Linked DNA regions of Homo sapiens: region 2 is linked to region 1. A link is a loop called in an ENCODE intact Hi-C map of the cell type or tissue named here. Cell type or tissue: GM12878. All regions are shown on one strand. Each heading gives the region's core, and the rest is flanking DNA. Links, peaks and the distances in the headings are about the cores only. Region 1 has its middle 110 kb from the start of TBL1X. Region 2 overlaps TBL1X (transducin beta like 1 X-linked).

Evidence for each region. Peaks named below come from ENCODE experiments on the same cell type or tissue, not always from the same donor. Only the 100,000 strongest peaks of a DNase experiment are listed, where the experiment ranks them.
Region 2: it touches region 1 in a loop (3-fold over the local background); 7 of 110 quality-filtered maps call a loop at or near these places.

What each region holds. Positions count from the first base shown.
Region 1 is chrX:9,347,710-9,356,044 of GRCh38, reverse strand. No RefSeq gene overlaps it. Among named protein-coding and RNA genes, the nearest start is that of TBL1X, 110 kb to the left of the region's middle. RefSeq lists enhancers at 3,144-3,253, 3,274-3,333, 2,412-3,611. In GM12878, for the core only: a CTCF peak has its summit at 3,992 (motif pointing right); DNase peaks (open chromatin) are centred at 3,254, 3,544 and 4,024; H3K4me3 peaks cover 781 bases; H3K27ac peaks cover 2,289 bases.
Region 2 is chrX:9,672,531-9,680,865 of GRCh38, reverse strand. All of the region lies in intron 5 of TBL1X (transducin beta like 1 X-linked), which reads right to left. Among named protein-coding and RNA genes, the nearest start is that of GPR143, 89 kb to the left of the region's middle. In GM12878, for the core only: no CTCF peak of the experiment used is centred there; a DNase peak (open chromatin) is centred at 3,365; H3K4me3 peaks cover 316 bases; H3K27ac peaks cover 1,440 bases.

The sequences.
Region 1 (8,335 bases), core at 152-8,151:
AATGCACCAACCAGGCTCTTGGTTAAGATGTAATCTATTTTGTTACTTATAGCAACCTCATGAGATAGGTGATATTGTTAACCCCACCTCACCGGAAGCTGAGTGACTTCCTCAAGGTCACACATCCTGTGAGTCATAGAACTGCCATCGAGACTCAAAGGGTCTGAGCTTGGGGCAAGCTCTATGTACAAGTGTCAAGGTTTCCCACATCGGGATTGTGCTCATGCCATTCCACCGTTCAGGGCGTACATGACCAATATTTATCCATGTCTGACCCACTCTGCAAGACGCAGCTCACACGTGTCCCCTCCAGTGGGCTCTCCCTGGTTCCCCCCATTGGAAGTGGTCTCTGAACACCCAGAACATTTTCCTCATCCCTCTTCTGACACACTTCCTTTAATTCGTTTAACAAATACCGTCAATTCTCATTATTCAAAGTAGCGGTGTTCTCTACAGCCTCCATGCGCACCAAATTAGCAAATACTAAACTTCTGCTCCTAGGAGAAACACACAGGTCGGGGTCTTGGAGCCTCTTGTCAAACATTTTTGTCAACGGATCAATACACAATCTTGTTTTGTGTGTCTTCTGCTGAAGACACCTCATTTAATATATGTTATTGATCCATTAAGGTTGAACTCACGGCCAACGGCACTGTAACTCATACGTGAATAATAGCTGTCAAATGTGTATTTTCTCTGTGAGGCACATCACAGCCTACTTGTTTTAGGAACAGAAGACAGGACTTCAGCTCTACACTTGGGAACCATTTTAATAAGTGAAATAATTAGTTAGAAGTACAAACATGCAAAAAACATGGCACGAGGTAGGCTGTGAAAAAGACACTGGTTTACAGCAATGAGAGCTGAAACAGGAAGGCAGAGGGTCTCCTCGTTTGACCTCAGCTGGGAACATGCATGTTGAGCAACTTCAAAGACTTTGACCACTCTGTGCATATCCGAGGATGACTGTGAAGCTCGCCTAGCTGTGGATCACCCCCTTACACAGCTGCTGCACTTCGTGGCCCGGTCATGGCACTCCACACGCATGACCTCCCATCCTTACCTGTCTTGCCTGGGCACCGATGGACGACTTCCTCAAGAACTGGGTCTCAGGATGTCTGGGGCAGAGCTCTGAGCACCCCTTAATGAGATGAGATTCCAAAGGATTCCCCTGAAGCTCTGACCAACCCCCGATGCAAAGGGATCTTGAGCCGCTGTGGTCTCACCTACGTAGATACCGATATTTGTAAACTTCTTCCTTTGCTTTGTGAATGCTCTGGCTGTTTGTAAATTCCTCTCACTGACTGCAGATCCTTTTACAAAGCCACCCACTCAATGGTAGGATCCCTGTCTCTCTTCTCTCAATGCTAGCATAGAGCTTCGCCACATAAGTGGTTATTCAATTAAATAAAACTTGAAAACCTACAGGAGCAATACCATTAATTAGAAGGCGCTTACTTTATTCCAAAAAGAGTTATGCCAGACACACTCTGGTCTGCTTGCTAGAGTCTTCTTATTTCTTGAGCATACATCTTGTTGCTTTTGGAGGAGGATACGATAAGAATACTGAGTGGCTTAGCTTGATTTCGTAGTCCCTTTGAGTGAACTAGATCCCTAGACCTGGGTTCATGGAGCCTGTGGAGCTGAGGCCAGAAAGAGAAGCAAAGTTCCTCAGAGCCCAAGAACTGTTGACCTTAGGTCCTGTACAAGAGTCAGCAGGGCTGGAAATGCAGGCAGAATATTAGCTAGTATTGCACAGACACTTCTAATTGTTTTTTGTTTGTTTGTTTGGAGAACGAGACTCGCTCTGTCGCCCAGGCTGGAGTGTAGTGGTGCGAACTTGGCTCACTGCAACCTCTGCCTCCCGGGTTGAAGCTATTCTCCTGCCTTAGCCTCCGGAGGAGCTGGGATTACAGGCACCTGCCACCATGCCTGGCTAATTTTTGTATTTTTAGTAGAGACGGGATTTTGCCATGTTGGCCAGGCTGGTCTCGAACTCCTGACCTCAGGTGATCTGCCCGCCTAGGCCCCCCAAAGTGCTGGGATTATAGGCGTGAGCCATTGTGCCTGGCCCACACACTTCTATTTGTATGGTTCTCAACATGCAGGTATGTGTTTTGTAACCAAGCGTAGCCCCCTGTTGGACATCGATGGGTTAGTTGGTGTGACTGGGTCCTTTCTTTTTTCTTTTCTTTTCTTTCTTTCTTTCTTTTTCTTTTTTTTGAGATAGAGTCTCACTCTGTCACCCAGGCTGGAGTGCAGTGGCGCCATCTTGGCTCACTGCAACCTCTGTCTCCTGGGGTCAAGTGATTCTCCTGCCTCAACCTCCCAAGTAGCTGGGATTACAGGTGCGTGCCACCATGCCCGGCTAATTTTTGTATTTTTTAGTAGAGACAGGGTTTCACCATGTTGGCCAGGCTGGTCTCAAACTCCTGACCTCAAGTGATCCGGCCGCCTTGGCCTCTCAAAGTGCTGGGATTACAGGTGTGAGCCACTGTGCCAGGCCATGACTGGGTCCTTTCATGCTGCTCTTTCCATTTCTTTGCAGTCCTGGAAGCAGGCTACTTTGGGCAGCTGTCCTTGGCTGCTGCTCCCCTGCACCTTAGGATCCTTATGAAAAGCGACTCTATGCAAAGAGACACGCAGCTAATGCGTGCTGTAGGGTGAGTGGAGAGCCTGGGGGGCTGGGCTACAAAAACCTATGCAACCCAAGCCCGATCTGCCTGACCTTGAATTGGTTTACCACATGTCTCTCTCTTACCAGGCAAATCTCCAAGGAGTCTTTCACTTTGGACAGTACATCCCCAAATCAAAGACTGATTCATAAAAAGAACTGATGAAATGTTGCCTTTTGCTCAGGCACCCTATCACACATGTTTTTCCGGAGTCCCTTGCCATTTCTTCCTTGCTGACTCAGAGTAATGATGGAGAACAAAAAGCCAGGAGGATAGAAAAAAGGAAAGCTGCGCTATCCAGAGAGTCTGGGGAAAGAGCCAAGCTTTTCTCCCCAACCCGCATCTTTTTGGTTGTTGTTTCAAAGAACTTGCTTTGCCCCATTCAAGCTGCAGGGAAATCTCTTTTGCTAGAGGGTGCAATCAAAGCCGGTGGGGCATCTCCATGCAGTGTGTAGGTCACAAAATAGCTCTGAGGACATTGAAGGCCTGTGGGACGTTGCACAATGACATACTGGACCCGTTAGACACGCAGTGGGTTTCGCTTCCTGTACATTTCTCCGAAAAACCTGCCGAGTCATCGACAGTTATCACCACCTTGCAGAATTTACGAAAGCTTCTAAGCAGTCATCTGAATAGTTTCTTTTGCTTCTAGGGCTCCTTGTACTCCTGTAATTTAAAATTTGTTTAAATAATAAAACCAACACACAATCTGGGGCAAAATTAAAATTCCAGGGAAGGCAGGCCAGGTTTTGCTGGATGGGATCCTTCAAGAAATGTGCAGATAAAACAAGGACCAGCAGCTCCTTTTCCTGAGTCTCCTGAAGCGAACAAGTCATTGTTAGGTGCATGGCTTGATAAAGAGAAGTGACAAGAAGATGGTATTTTAGACACTGAGAAATGAAAGCAAGTGTGCGTCGTGTCTAATGCAAATTACTGCTGCCCCTAGAAAAGAAAGGTGTGTGTGACCATAACGAAAGGAATAAGTTTAAAAAAAATTTGCCAAGTTAGCAGATTTCTGTCTCAAGAATGTAACAAAAACCATTTTTTTATGTTGAGGATTTTTTAAAGTTAAAAACAAGTCATCTCCTAAGAAAAGATAAGAATGTGATTCCTGAGCTGAGGGTATTTGCATTTTGAATTTTTGTTCCTACCTTTCAAGTAGGAATTGTGCCAAGAAAGCATAAACACAGAGAAGGAAATGGGTGTTTGTATTTGTAATACCTGCCTCAGGAGAGGAGAGAAGCCAAGAAGAAAGGGTGTGTGATTAACTCCTGAGCGCACTTGGAACCCAATGCGGCCAGAGATGTGAGTTGTGGGCCAGCAGGTGGATCCCTGTGGCCGCAAAATTTTGCTGTGCGACTGCTTGCATCAGTGGTGTTGTGGACGCCTTTAGGCAAGGTGTGTCTGTGGCTTGCTGGTATTTCAGCCAAGGAATGTGTCAGAGTAAGTTCAGCAGCCACAACAAGAGAGGATGTGTAGTGTTTCTGGGAGGGGCTTGTGTTGTTCTCAATTTCCGGGTACAAGGCTGGGTGCAGTGGCTCACGCCTGTAATCCCAACACTTTGGGAGGCCGAGGCGGGCGGATCACCTGAAGTCAGGGGTTCGAGACCAGCCTGACCAACATGGAGAAACCCCATCTCTACTAAAAATACAAAATTAGCCAGGCGTGGTGGCGCATGCTTGTAATCCCAGCTCCTCGGGAGGCTGAGGCAGGAGAATCGCTTGAACGTGGGAGGTGGAGGTCACGGTGAGCCGAGATCGCGCCACTGCACTCTAGCCTGGGCAACAAGAGCGAAACTCTGTCTCAAAAAAAAAAAAAAAAAAAAAAACTCCGAGGACAGAGTGATGTTAGACCAGACAGTGGGTCTCAAACTGTGGGTGTGTTTCAGCCACCTGTGATGCGTGTTACAAAGGCAGTCACCTAAGATCTCACCCTGGAGCTGGGATCCATGGAGCTGGGCAGGTTGAGGTGGTTCCAAGTTCAGTACAGGTGGTTCAAGGTCCCTACTCTGAGAAACTGACATCAAATGAAAGAAGACAAGTTTAGCGTGACAGTCCTTTATCTTCACACCTCATAATTGGCAAGCCACACTGCTTAGCCACATTCAAAGTCACTGGCAAGTGATTTTATTTTATTTTCAAGCGTGGGACAACTTAATTTTGTGAAATGTATATTTTTTGGTCATAGCATAAGCTACCACTCCTCAGTTCTTTTTGGCTGTTTTACAAACCAGTCAGGAAATGTATGGCAAAAACAGCAAAAGGAAAGTCGATTTTAAAAATGTACGATGCATGTTTTCGTTGTATAGACATTAATAATGAAAACAAAAGGAAAATTTTGGCTCTCGAGAAAAATGGAAGTGCCTAAAACGTTAATTTTTTTTCTTTTTTTCCAAATACCCAGACGTCAAGGAGACTAAAATGTAAATTTTAACCTAAAAGTATGAATGTTTTGGGTAGCTGGTTATAGTATCATCCTTGTGATTTGGAAAACATTCTAATGTAACCTTTCCCTGATTATATAGAGATTAGCTAGTATTTTATGTGTAAGCAGGGCCAGCTTTGCTGCCTTGTGACAGTTCAGTCCCACATGGACTGGTTTAATGTTCTGCAACCTCCATATTGCAATGCCTCATCATGTTGTCTTTGAGTTTGTATTTTGAAAGCGACGGTCTGACAGGACAGTGGAGCATGAGCCCAGGGCTTGGAGGTGCCACCTCCCTGCCTCCCAGGATGGACTCTCTGTGCTCCACTTCCCTGCCCCCATCCAATGATGTGGCTACTCTCTGCCTTCTGGCAGGCGCGGAGAGGTTCAGGTCAGCAGGCATGTGCCCCACCTGCCAAGTCGTGGGTGGGACCCCGGGAGCCTGTGAGAGTCCACATTGGCCCTCCGAGTATCCCTATGCCCAAAGAGGTGCTGCATTAAGAGTAAAAAGCAAAAGCCAGGCGCAGGAGTGTGTGCCTCTAGTTCCAGCTACTTGGGAGGCTGAGGCGGGAGGATTGCTTGAGCCCAGGATGTCAAGCCTGCAGTGACCTATGATTGTGTCATTGTATTCTAGCCTGGGCCACAAAGCAAGAACCTGTCTCTAACAATAATAAGAATAAGTGAAAAAACACCATGACAGGTCCAGAACGACTGGGGAGGAGGGAAGGAAAAATCTTTCTTTTCTGCTTTTGAACAAAGGACCCCAAATTTACATTTTGCACTGCGCCCCACAAATCATGCAGCTGGTCCCATGTGTAAGTCATATATGAACACATCGCTCCACTGCAGGATAATGGATGCAGGTCCAAGAAAGGGGAAAAGGATGACTCATTCCCCCACAAACAATTCACAGGGAAAGCATTCAGATGGCCAATTGCTCACCTAACATAGTTTATAATTCCTAACATAGTTCTATAAATGTTGCAGATTACATTTTAAAAACCCGTGGATGCTCTGTTTATTTTTTAAAAATAGTTATGCATTATTTGTTTCCCCAGTGCAGCTCTGTGCAGTGACAAGCAGTTGGATGGAATCATGCGCAACAGCTCTCTGTAATGTAGAAGTGACACACTGTCCCCAAACTGCCATGTCTTGTTCCTCATAGGCAGGCTACTCTCCAGGTGTTTGAAGGGACAACTTCAGCAAGGGGAGAGATCCCATGATTCCCCCAAAGACAGGAACGTGTAGTGAGAAGGCAGAATGGCACTCAGGAGGTGCCCCAGGGACTGGTCGGCAGCCAGCAGCGGGAACAAGGACTGGCCAGATCCCTGGTCTTTGCTAATTTCATTGAGCTCATTACCATGCTCTGCTGTGAATGGAATCGTGTCTTTTTTCCAGTTAGTCTTACGATGGGTCTTCTTCTTCTTTTTTTTTAAATTTAGAAATGTTTTATTTCCTTGCAGAACTCAGTGTACCAATGGATCTTCTAAAGCAGTTATCCATGTAACCTCAGTGAAGAGGTATGGTTCTTTCTCCCACCTCAACAAAACACAGCACACTTGGTATTACATAATTGGTTGGAAAATATTTTGACAATATATATATGTATTTTCATGTAGTTAAAAATCAGCAAAGCAGAAATACATTTCTGTATACTCTTAAGTCAGTGATTCTCAACTGGGGGCAATTTTGCTCCTCCCATCCCAGGGGACATTTGGCAATGTCTGGAGACAATTTTGGTTGTCACAATGCGGGGCGCGCCTGGCATCCAGTGATGGAGACCAGGGATGTTGCCAAACATCTTACAGTGCACAGAGCAGCCCCCTACAACAGAATTATCCAGTCCCAAATGCCAGTGGTGCCAGGATTGACTTACATAAACGATTCTATTTTTAGAAGTGTTATTCAGTTCCATTCCCCAGCAATAATCTAGCATTATTTCTTCCCCAGGAGAAGCTTCCATGAACCAGAATTCAGAATATTAACTTATAGGAGCATGCCTCCCAAAAGGCGATTGTGGGTTTGTCTCTATCATAAAATACAGAGGAATGTGCAGTCTGAGAATGTTCACAATGGGAGCAAAGTGGAGGCATGCAGCCCTGCCTTGGGAGTGTTGGAAGGAGTGTATCACGAAGCTCCAACCTTGCCAGTACAAAAAGGCAAAAAAATTGAAAGCTGCCAGGCAGCTTTCAAGAATTTGGATGTGCAGGCCACACCCCAGACCAATGAAACCCCAGTCTCTGCCAGTGGGACCTGGGTGGTGGGAGTGTTTGAAGCTCCCAGAGTGCCCCCAATGTGGGGCCAGACTGGAGCATCACAGGACACATGGTTTAGATGTGGGGTAAGCGGGATTAGCTGTGCAGGAGGCAGTGACCAAGGGATAGGACCAACACCGCTCCACATAAGCTAAGGCAACTGACGCCTGTGCAAATCCACTGCAAATCAGCCCTCATTTAAATAATAACTGTACAGTCAGAGACTGTGGCTGGGATCCAAAGTTGGCTGGGGTCTACATGGCACACATGGGATTAATAACATCAAGCATGGAGATATTGGTGAGAAGGGGGAAGGAGAGGCAGGAACAAGCTCTCTTTTATTCATTACTGAGAATTCTCCTTCCAACTTATTTTAGAGTTAACTACAAGATCTGTTTAGTCAATGAAGTGACTGGAGCGTTTTCTTTTCTTTTTTTTTGTTTATTTTTTGAGACAGGGTCTCACTCTATCCCCCAGGCTGGAGTGCAATGGTGTGGTCTCAGCTCACTGCAACCTCTGCCTCCTGGGCTCAAGCGATCCTCCTGCCTCAGCCTCCCGAGTAGCTGGGACTACAGGCACCTGATACCATGCATGCCTGGCTAATTTTTTTTTTTTTTTTTTTTTGAGGCAGAGTCTCGCTCTATTGCCCAGGCTGAGTGCAGTGGCGCCATCTTGGCTCACGGCAACCTCCGCCTTCTGTGTTCAAGTGATTCTCCTGCCTCAGCCCCCTGAGTAGCTGGGATTACAGGCGTCAGGACCGCCATGACGCCTGGCTAATTTTTGTATTTTTAGTAGAGATGGGGTTTCACTATGTTGCCCAGGCTGGTCTTGAACTCTTGAGCTCGAGCAATCTGCCTGCCTTGGCCTCCCATAGTGCTGGGATTGTAGGGGTGAGCCACTGCACCAGGCCGAGACTGAGGCTTTTCTGTAGTTGAGACGACAGTTTCTCCATGTCAGCACCGTGAACATTTGGGACTGGAG
Region 2 (8,335 bases), core at 197-8,196, 320 kb before region 1:
GCAGGATAAAGTTCTACAGGGGTACCTCGAAGGTCTTTCATCAGCTTGGGTCCTCTTTTGGAGAGGGTAGGTCATGACTGGAAATTAGGCACCTTCATAAAGACCTGGGAGATGTGCATTCCATGCCATGGTTAACAGAAGTCCTCCTATTTGCTGAAATTTTCACTAGCTGCATTTCTCTGAATGGATCTCTACATGGCCTCTAGAGCAATGGTTTTTCAGTCCATTTGCTTGCAAGATTTTCTTACTGATTTCTGGCCATGTGGTCTCATGAAGGCAAGCAGGAGGGCTGGATGGAGAAAATGTCAGCAGCAGGCAGGATGGCTGGGTTCTGTCCTCGTTCTGCCACTGGTGCCTGGCCCATGTCGCTTCATTTGGCTGGGCCTGCATTTCCTCCTCTGTGATATAGGGATAAAAAGTACCTTGAGGTGCTGATGAGACACATAGATGGGACAGCAGCCAGACCCCCAACACATTTGATGGAGAGGAGACCACAGTGAGTGGAAAGGTTGCTGTCCCAGCTTTCCTTGTTGGAACAATAAGGATGTCAGATGAAATGGCTGCTAGGATATTTGCTAGTTCTGATATTCATTCTGGGACAGGAAGATGCCTGCTACGTTCTGAATGTTTGTGTCCCCCCCAGATTTGTATGTGGGAGACAAATCCCCAAAGTGACGGTATTAAGGGGTGGGGCCTTCAGGAAGCAATTAAATCATGAGGGATCCACTCTCGTGAATGGGATCAGTGTCCCTATAAAAGAGGCTCAAGCAAGCTCCCCTGCACCTTCCACCATGTGAAGACACAGAAGGAGCCATCCATGTGAAACAGGACCTCACCAGACACCAAATCTGCTGGCGTCTTGATCTTGGACTTCCCAGCCTCCAGGACTGTGAGCAATACACTTTGGTTGTATATAAATTACCCAGTCTAAGGTGTTGGTTATAGCCCATACTAACTAAGACAATGCCCAAGGACTATGTACTAGAGGCTGCTTGACCACTTCCTCTTAGGCCACAGTTGCCAGAACCAGGTGCCAGGGTGCTGCGGAAGGTAATGCCTGCCTCCACACCTGCCAGCATCTCACCCCTCCCACTTGGACTCCAGGGCTAATGGGCACATTCATATGCAGTCTGCCAGAGTGGTGAGACTTCGGTGCCTTGTGCCTCCTCAGCTTTCCCGCATCTCTGAACACATCTCTTCTGCCCAACAAGACATCCGTAGGAACAAAGACCAGAATGTCAATGATAAACGAAGCACCAAGGACTGCCCCTGCGGCAGGTGCAGAAGTAGTTAAAGGGCAGGAGAACAAAGAGCTTGGTGGTACCTCGATGAAAGATCGTGTGAGGGTGATGGGTTAGTGTCCTTGGTGTCACCAGTAGGCTAGCCTAGAGACATTCCTGAAGACGCTAGGCTTGCCACCTACTTAGGAGGCGTATTCCTGATGAATCTCTTGACAGCAGGGCTTCTCAAGCACAGCATGGCTGACTTTTAGGCTGGCTCATTCCTTGCTGTGGGGGACACAGTCCCATGCATTGTACGATGTTGAGCAGCACCCCCGGCCTCTACCCACTAGATGCCAGTAGCACACTCCCATTGTAACAACCAAAAATGTTTCCAATATTGTCCCATCAACCCCACCATGGTTGGGGAATTGACACCCTGAAAGGCCACTACCCCCAGCTCTACTCTCCTTACATTTCTGCTTGGTTCTTGGTTGTTGCTATTGAAAAGCAAGCCACCCTCTGCATGCAATTGGTCATAGACCTTAGATAACATAACACACAGTAACAGAGCATAACCAGATGAGGTAAAATTATTCCCAGGGAGAAAAAAAAGAGTATAATCATGATAAACTGAAAGGCTTACACAAAGGATGACATTTTATAAAGGATGGTAGGATCTTCCATGTAAAGTCCTGTCCATTTGGAATAAAACGTGTAATAGTCTCACAAGAGAGGAAACAGTCTGTATAAGAATTTGTCTCATCTAACTAGGCAACATAAACATTTAAAACAAACCAAGTACATGTATTGCGTTTCTTGCAATTATGACACTGCTAAACCACACCCCTCACAAATGACTTCACAAACCATTTGAGTTATACAGTGTACTACTATGCTCAGCTAATGTTGGCCTGATTCATCAGCAAAATCTGCTAAGTTATCAATCACTGGCCTTTAGAAATACTGCTTATTTGGCAGAGAAAAGTAGAATTTAATACTCAGGCAGCTGTGGAGTTGGTTTTGCATCTTCAGCTAAAACAAATACCAAGGGTATCAATTTGTAACATTAAAACTGGAATTTTTATTAAGTATTTAACAGACTCACATACTTGTAATACTTACAGCTATCCAAAGCTGAGGGACACCATCTGCTATCTGTGCATTGCCTAGATCATGGGCTTGCAAACTGAGGCCCACAGACCAAGTCTGGCTCACTGCCAGTGTGTGTAAATAAAGTTTTATTGAGATACAACCACACCCATGAGTTGATGTGTTGTCTATGGCTATTTTCACACTACAATGGGAGAGTTGAGTAGGTGCAACAGAGACCACATGGCTCATAAAGCTGAGGATATTTACTATCTGCTCCTCTACAGGAAAAGTGTGCTGACCTGATTTTATATACAGTTGACTCTCCATATCCGATAGTTCTGCGTCCACCAAATCAACCAACCACAGATCAAAAATATCCAGAAAAAAACAACAAAAAACAATATGATGATAATAATACGAATAAAAAACCACTGCAATATAACAAACACACTTTACTTCAGCCTGGGAGACAAAGTGATACACCAGTCTTGAGAGCAAAGGAAAGAAACAGAAGAGAAGAAAGAAGGAAGGACCATATTGGATGCAATGACATAAGAATTTGGTACCATTTCTTAGGCTTATGGGGAGAACACATTTAACCAGGTGCTCCAAGGCCTGGATCTGCCCCCTAACAGTTTCCCCAGCTCCCTTTTCTGACCCATGGACAGGTGGAATTCAATGATCTACAAGGTCCCTTTCAATTCTAAAATCCTATGTAGAGAAAATAAATTACCTTACAGTGCCAACAAAACCTGAAGGGTTTTAATTTATGGAGGTGACTGAGTGACAACACAAAGAGGCTAATGCCATTGAAAGAATTTATTACTCAGTTCCCAAGGAAGGGAGTATGCTGGGGCGTGCCACACCATGCCACACAGGGCAACAAGAAACCTTATCACACACAGGGACCGAGAAGCTGAGAAAGAGAGAGGGAGGAACTAGGAGTGTACCTTTATGACTACAGTAGTCGGGGAGTAAAGGGGTGGGGATATCCCTTATTGGATAGGAAGTGAAAATACATGTCAGAATTTGTGGCTGGGAGTTTCATAATATGATTTTGGCACGCCTGCAAAAGCCACCTTATGAGAGGTAAACAACTTTGGTTGTTGGTCTAGCTCTATGATCAATGGATACCAAACAGCCACTGGTTAACACACTTGTCCAATCTAGTAGGCTAAAGAGAAGGGGTTTTACAATACAGTCATTATGAAACCAAAACGTATATGTAGCACTTCCTTTTGTTTCTGCAAATGCTGACAGTTTTCCAACCTCCTTATTCATAGCGGAGTCAGCACAGCTTCTCCTCAGTCAATATTTCCTGGATCATAAAGGTTTCTCCAGCAGGACTGCAGCTGCCTGGAAAGCTGCCCACTTTCCTCTCAGTGCTGGGACAAGGTGGTGGAGGTGGGGAGGGTGTGATAAAAATAAAGATGCGAGAGAGGCCAAGGATGAGGAAGTGGGAGCCGGGATGAAAAATCAAATGGTGAAGAAAACACAGACACACACGCACACTCTCACGGAGTTAGGAACAGTAAACAGAAAAGGCGAGGGAATTAGAAATCCTATCTTCATCTGTGGGGCGAATTCACTACCAGTTCCCTTCACTTCAACAATGATGGATTAGTCTCACCAGAGGATTACATTTTCTGCCCAAGAAGCAGTTCTTATCATATGTAAACTCCAATTACATCCATGGTAAAAAGAAAAAAAAATATGCTGGGGAGAATTCTTTTTGCCTTTGCAGTCTATATCACTGAACGTGTTCATATCAGCTTTCCATTTTAATGTGTTTATATGAAAAAAACCCTCAAGGCCCAGTCCTCAACTCCCATCCTAACCTCCAACAACATTTTGCTACAGAAAACAGAGTGCAGTGAGAACATTTTTATGCGCTGCAGACCTGTTTGAGATGACCCACCATAACATGGAATTTAGCGTAAAATGAAGCTGCCTCGGACGGCGTCCAAAAGAAATACCAGAAGGATCTCGTTAAAATACGGTTTTGCCATAACATCTGGCCTGGACCCCAAGGGTGGTGGCTGAATACAGCTCAGGCCGCTGACAAGCGCAGACCAGGCACCCTTGCCAAGACTATTTTCATATCCTCTAGATGTGGGGAGCATCCAGGAGGGAAAAGCATTACTCAGGCCATAAACTCATGTGGCTACTTCCTCCCAGGGCAATGGCGGGCTAGGACAACGAGACAACCTTGGACGGGCCTCGGCTAGGGTAGGGGGTGCTGCTTCCTGGAAATGCTCACAGAGAATTGTAGTGGAGGTGATGCCAGGAGAAGCCTCAGCTCCTGCTGCAAGTCAGCTACTAGGAAGAGCTAGGTGCAGAGACGCTCATGTCCTCCAGCCCTACAGTGTGGTCTCCAGCACCTTGGAACACTCATGAATTCTGGATTCAATATTTGGAAATTGGAAGACAGCATGAATGCTAAACCAGAGATTTACGACGGATAGCACCATTGCAAATCACACTCAAACAAAAGTCAAGATATGACTTTGGGAATATAAGAGAAAGCAATTTGGAAGATGGAGAAATTAACTCACATTGTTAAACAATCAACACAACTCCTGTTCTCACATTGGGGGATTTCTTCCAGTCCCTTTTCTCTATGTATCTTAATTACTTTCTTCTTTTTTTTTTTTTTTTTGAGACAGAGTTGCATTCTTGTCACCCAGGCTGGAGTGCAATGGCATGATCTCGGCTCACTGCAACCTCCGCCTCGCAGGTTCAAGCGATTCTCCTGCCTCAGCCTCTCGAATAGCTGGGATTACAGGCGCATGCCACCACGCCCAGGTAATTTTTGTATTTTTAGTAGAAATGGGGTTTCATTTCATGTTAGCCAGGCTGGTCTCGAACTCCTGACCTCAGGTGATCCACCTGCCTCGGCCTCCCAAAGTGCTGGGATTACTTGCTGGGCGTGAGCTACCGCGCCTGGCCTGTGCGTCTTAATTTCTATGTATAATCATCATGGTCACAGAATATTGTATCCCTGTTCTCTTTTACCTAGCACACTATAAGCATTTTCCCTGGTTGCTGGTTGGTTTTGACAGCCACCTCTGTGGTTACTAATTTTTCACCAAGCAGGCAGGTCATCCTTTACTCACACTACATCCAGTTTTATCTTTCAACAATGAATCAACGGCTTCTAACTGGACAGGTTCCCGTGTCTCAGCTGGTGTTAATGTGCCACTAACCCTACTTGCCAGCATCTTTTCCTCCTTCCTGCCATCATGTGTCCTAGGTCCGCATCACCAAGATGGCGCATTCTCCTCAAAAATGCTGGGGTTTGCTCTTTATTTTTCTTGAAGTGCTCTTCTTACTTTGCCTAAAAACTTCTGGTTCAAATCCAGCTCAGATAGCACTCTATGCCCTTTCTCAAGCTGCTGGAGAAAAGGTGACAACTGCTGCATTCAAGTACTCTCTTGTGGCCTCCACATTTCTGACGGTACTCAAAATAATTTTAAGTAGCGTGAGGGCAAATGTTTGAAATTTAATAGCTATTTAAATGTATGTTATGCGAACAATAGAACTAAATGAAACTCGTAAACTAACAGGTATTGGTATATCTAATAAAAAGCAACTGTTTCAATTTAAGAAAATACTCCAGGTGTATGCAAATATGGTGAAAATTCAGATAACGAGCAAAGAACTAAGATTGGCACTGGGTGTGGTGGCTTATGCCTGTAATCCCAGCACTTTGCAAGGTCGAGGTGGAAGGATCATTTGAAGCCAGGGGTTCAACACCAGACTGGGCAACAAAATGAGACCCCATCTTTACAAAAAATAAAAATAATTAGTTGAGTGTGGTGGCCCGTGCCTGCACTCACAGCTACTGGGGGGGGGGGGGGGGGGGGGGGGCTGAGGCGGGAGGATCATTTGTGCCCAGGAGGCTGAGGCTACGGTGAGCCATGATTGTGCCACTGCACTCCAGCCTGGCCAACAGAGAGAGACTCTGTCTTTAAAAAACAATAAATAGGTCAGGCGCAGTGACTCACACTTGTAATCCCAGCACTTTTTTGGAGGCGAAGGTGGGTGAATCGCTTGAGCCCAGGAGTTCGAGACTAGTCTGGGCAACATGGTGAAACACTGCCACTATAAAAACTACGAAAAATTAGCTGGGTGTGGTAGCACATTCCTGTGGTCCCAGCTACTTGGGGAGACTGAGGTGGGAGGACTGCTTGAGCCCAGGAGGCTGAGGCTGCAGTGAGGCAAGATCATGCCACTGCATTCCAGCCTGGGCAATGCAGTGAGACCCTGTCCCACACATGAAATATATATCGGGCGGGGGGAGGAGGGCAGGCAGCCCCTTCTCTGCTGCGCTGCTCATTGCAACCTTAATTCATATTTTCATACTTGCTCTAATAAAACTGCCACTTTTAAAAATTAAAAATATATGTATTATCTTAATTGTTGTATTGTTATTTTTGTTTTTTCCAATGTATTATTTTTCCAATTTATTATTATTATTATTTCTGAGAAAGAATTTCGCTCATTGCCCAGGCTGGAGTGCAAGTGCACGATCTCAGCTCACTGCAACCTCTGCCTCCCGGGTTCAAGTGATTCTCCTGCCTCAGCCTCCCAAGTAACTGGGATTACAGGCATGCACCACTATGCCCAGCTAATTTTGTAGTTTTAGTAGAGATGGGGTTTCACTATGTTGGACAGGCTGGTCTCAAACTCCTGACCTCAGGTGATCCACCCACCTCGGCCTCCCAAAGTGCTGGGATTACTACAGGCGTGAGCCACCGCACCTAGCCCCCAATTTATTTTTGAGTCACAGTTGGTTGAATTTGTGGATGGGGAACCTGAGGATATGGAGGGCCAACTGTATTTGAAAGCATCACGTAGCACATGATAGCTATATATACATATATACATATGCATCTATAGGTAGATATAGATACACATATATAATTTTTATTACATTATTTTCAATGAATGTTGAATAAATGAAAAAATGAGAAAGATTCCAAAGCCAGATGGATGGTGTTCTGAATCCCAGCTGTATGACCTCCTTGAAGTGACTTGGGTAGGCCAGGACCTTCTCAGTACCTTGGGTTTCTCATCTGTAAATGAGGATGGAGCTGTTTCTACTTCCTAGGGATTGGTAGGAATAAACAGTTTCATCTGTCAATATTTAGAATCATGCCTGGCACACAGCAAGTGCTTGACAAATGTGAGATATTGTTACTACAACAAAACAGTGATGGGGGGATAGAGGTAACACTGACAAGGGTAGGATATCTGGGTGCCAGGTGGTGGGGAGGGAACTGAAGACAAGGAGGCAGTAGGAAAGATAACATGGAAAAAAATGTTTGAACACAATCCTGATGTTTTTCTACTAAACAGTGCTAATTCTGAATGCTTCTCTCCGCCCTTCTAAATTCATATATTGAAATCTAACCCCCAAGGGGATGGCATTAGGAGGTGGGGCCTTTGGGAGGTGATGAGGGTGGAGCCCTCATGAATGGGATGAGTGTCCTTATACAAGAGACCCCAGAGAGCTCCCTTGCCTCTTCCACCACGTGAGGACACAGGGAGAAGGCGCCATCTATGAACCAGGAAGCGGGTCCCCACCAGACACTGAATCTCCCACACCTTGATGTTGGACTCCCAGCCTGCAGAAATGTGAGAAAAAAATCTCTGTTGTTTATGGTATTTTGTCATAGCAGCTCGAATGGACTAAGGCAAAGAGTGACATAATCACAGGATAGAGGAAGCTTGTCTTTGAAGTGGACAGACTGTGGTAGGGAAATGGTGATGGTACCAAGTGTGGGTTTACATTAAAGAGTGCTCGTGAAGTGTCATTCAAAATATCAGTATGGATGGCAATGGAGAAGTTGGGGATACACACCGTGACTTGGAGGGGAGGAGTCACTGGAGAGATTGGGAGTGGACACTCAGACTTGGGGGATCAGCAGAGAGACTGGGGATGGGACTCAGACTTCAGGAGGAAGAGAGTGACATATTACTACAGGCACAGATGTGGGAGGGTAAAAAGAACATCA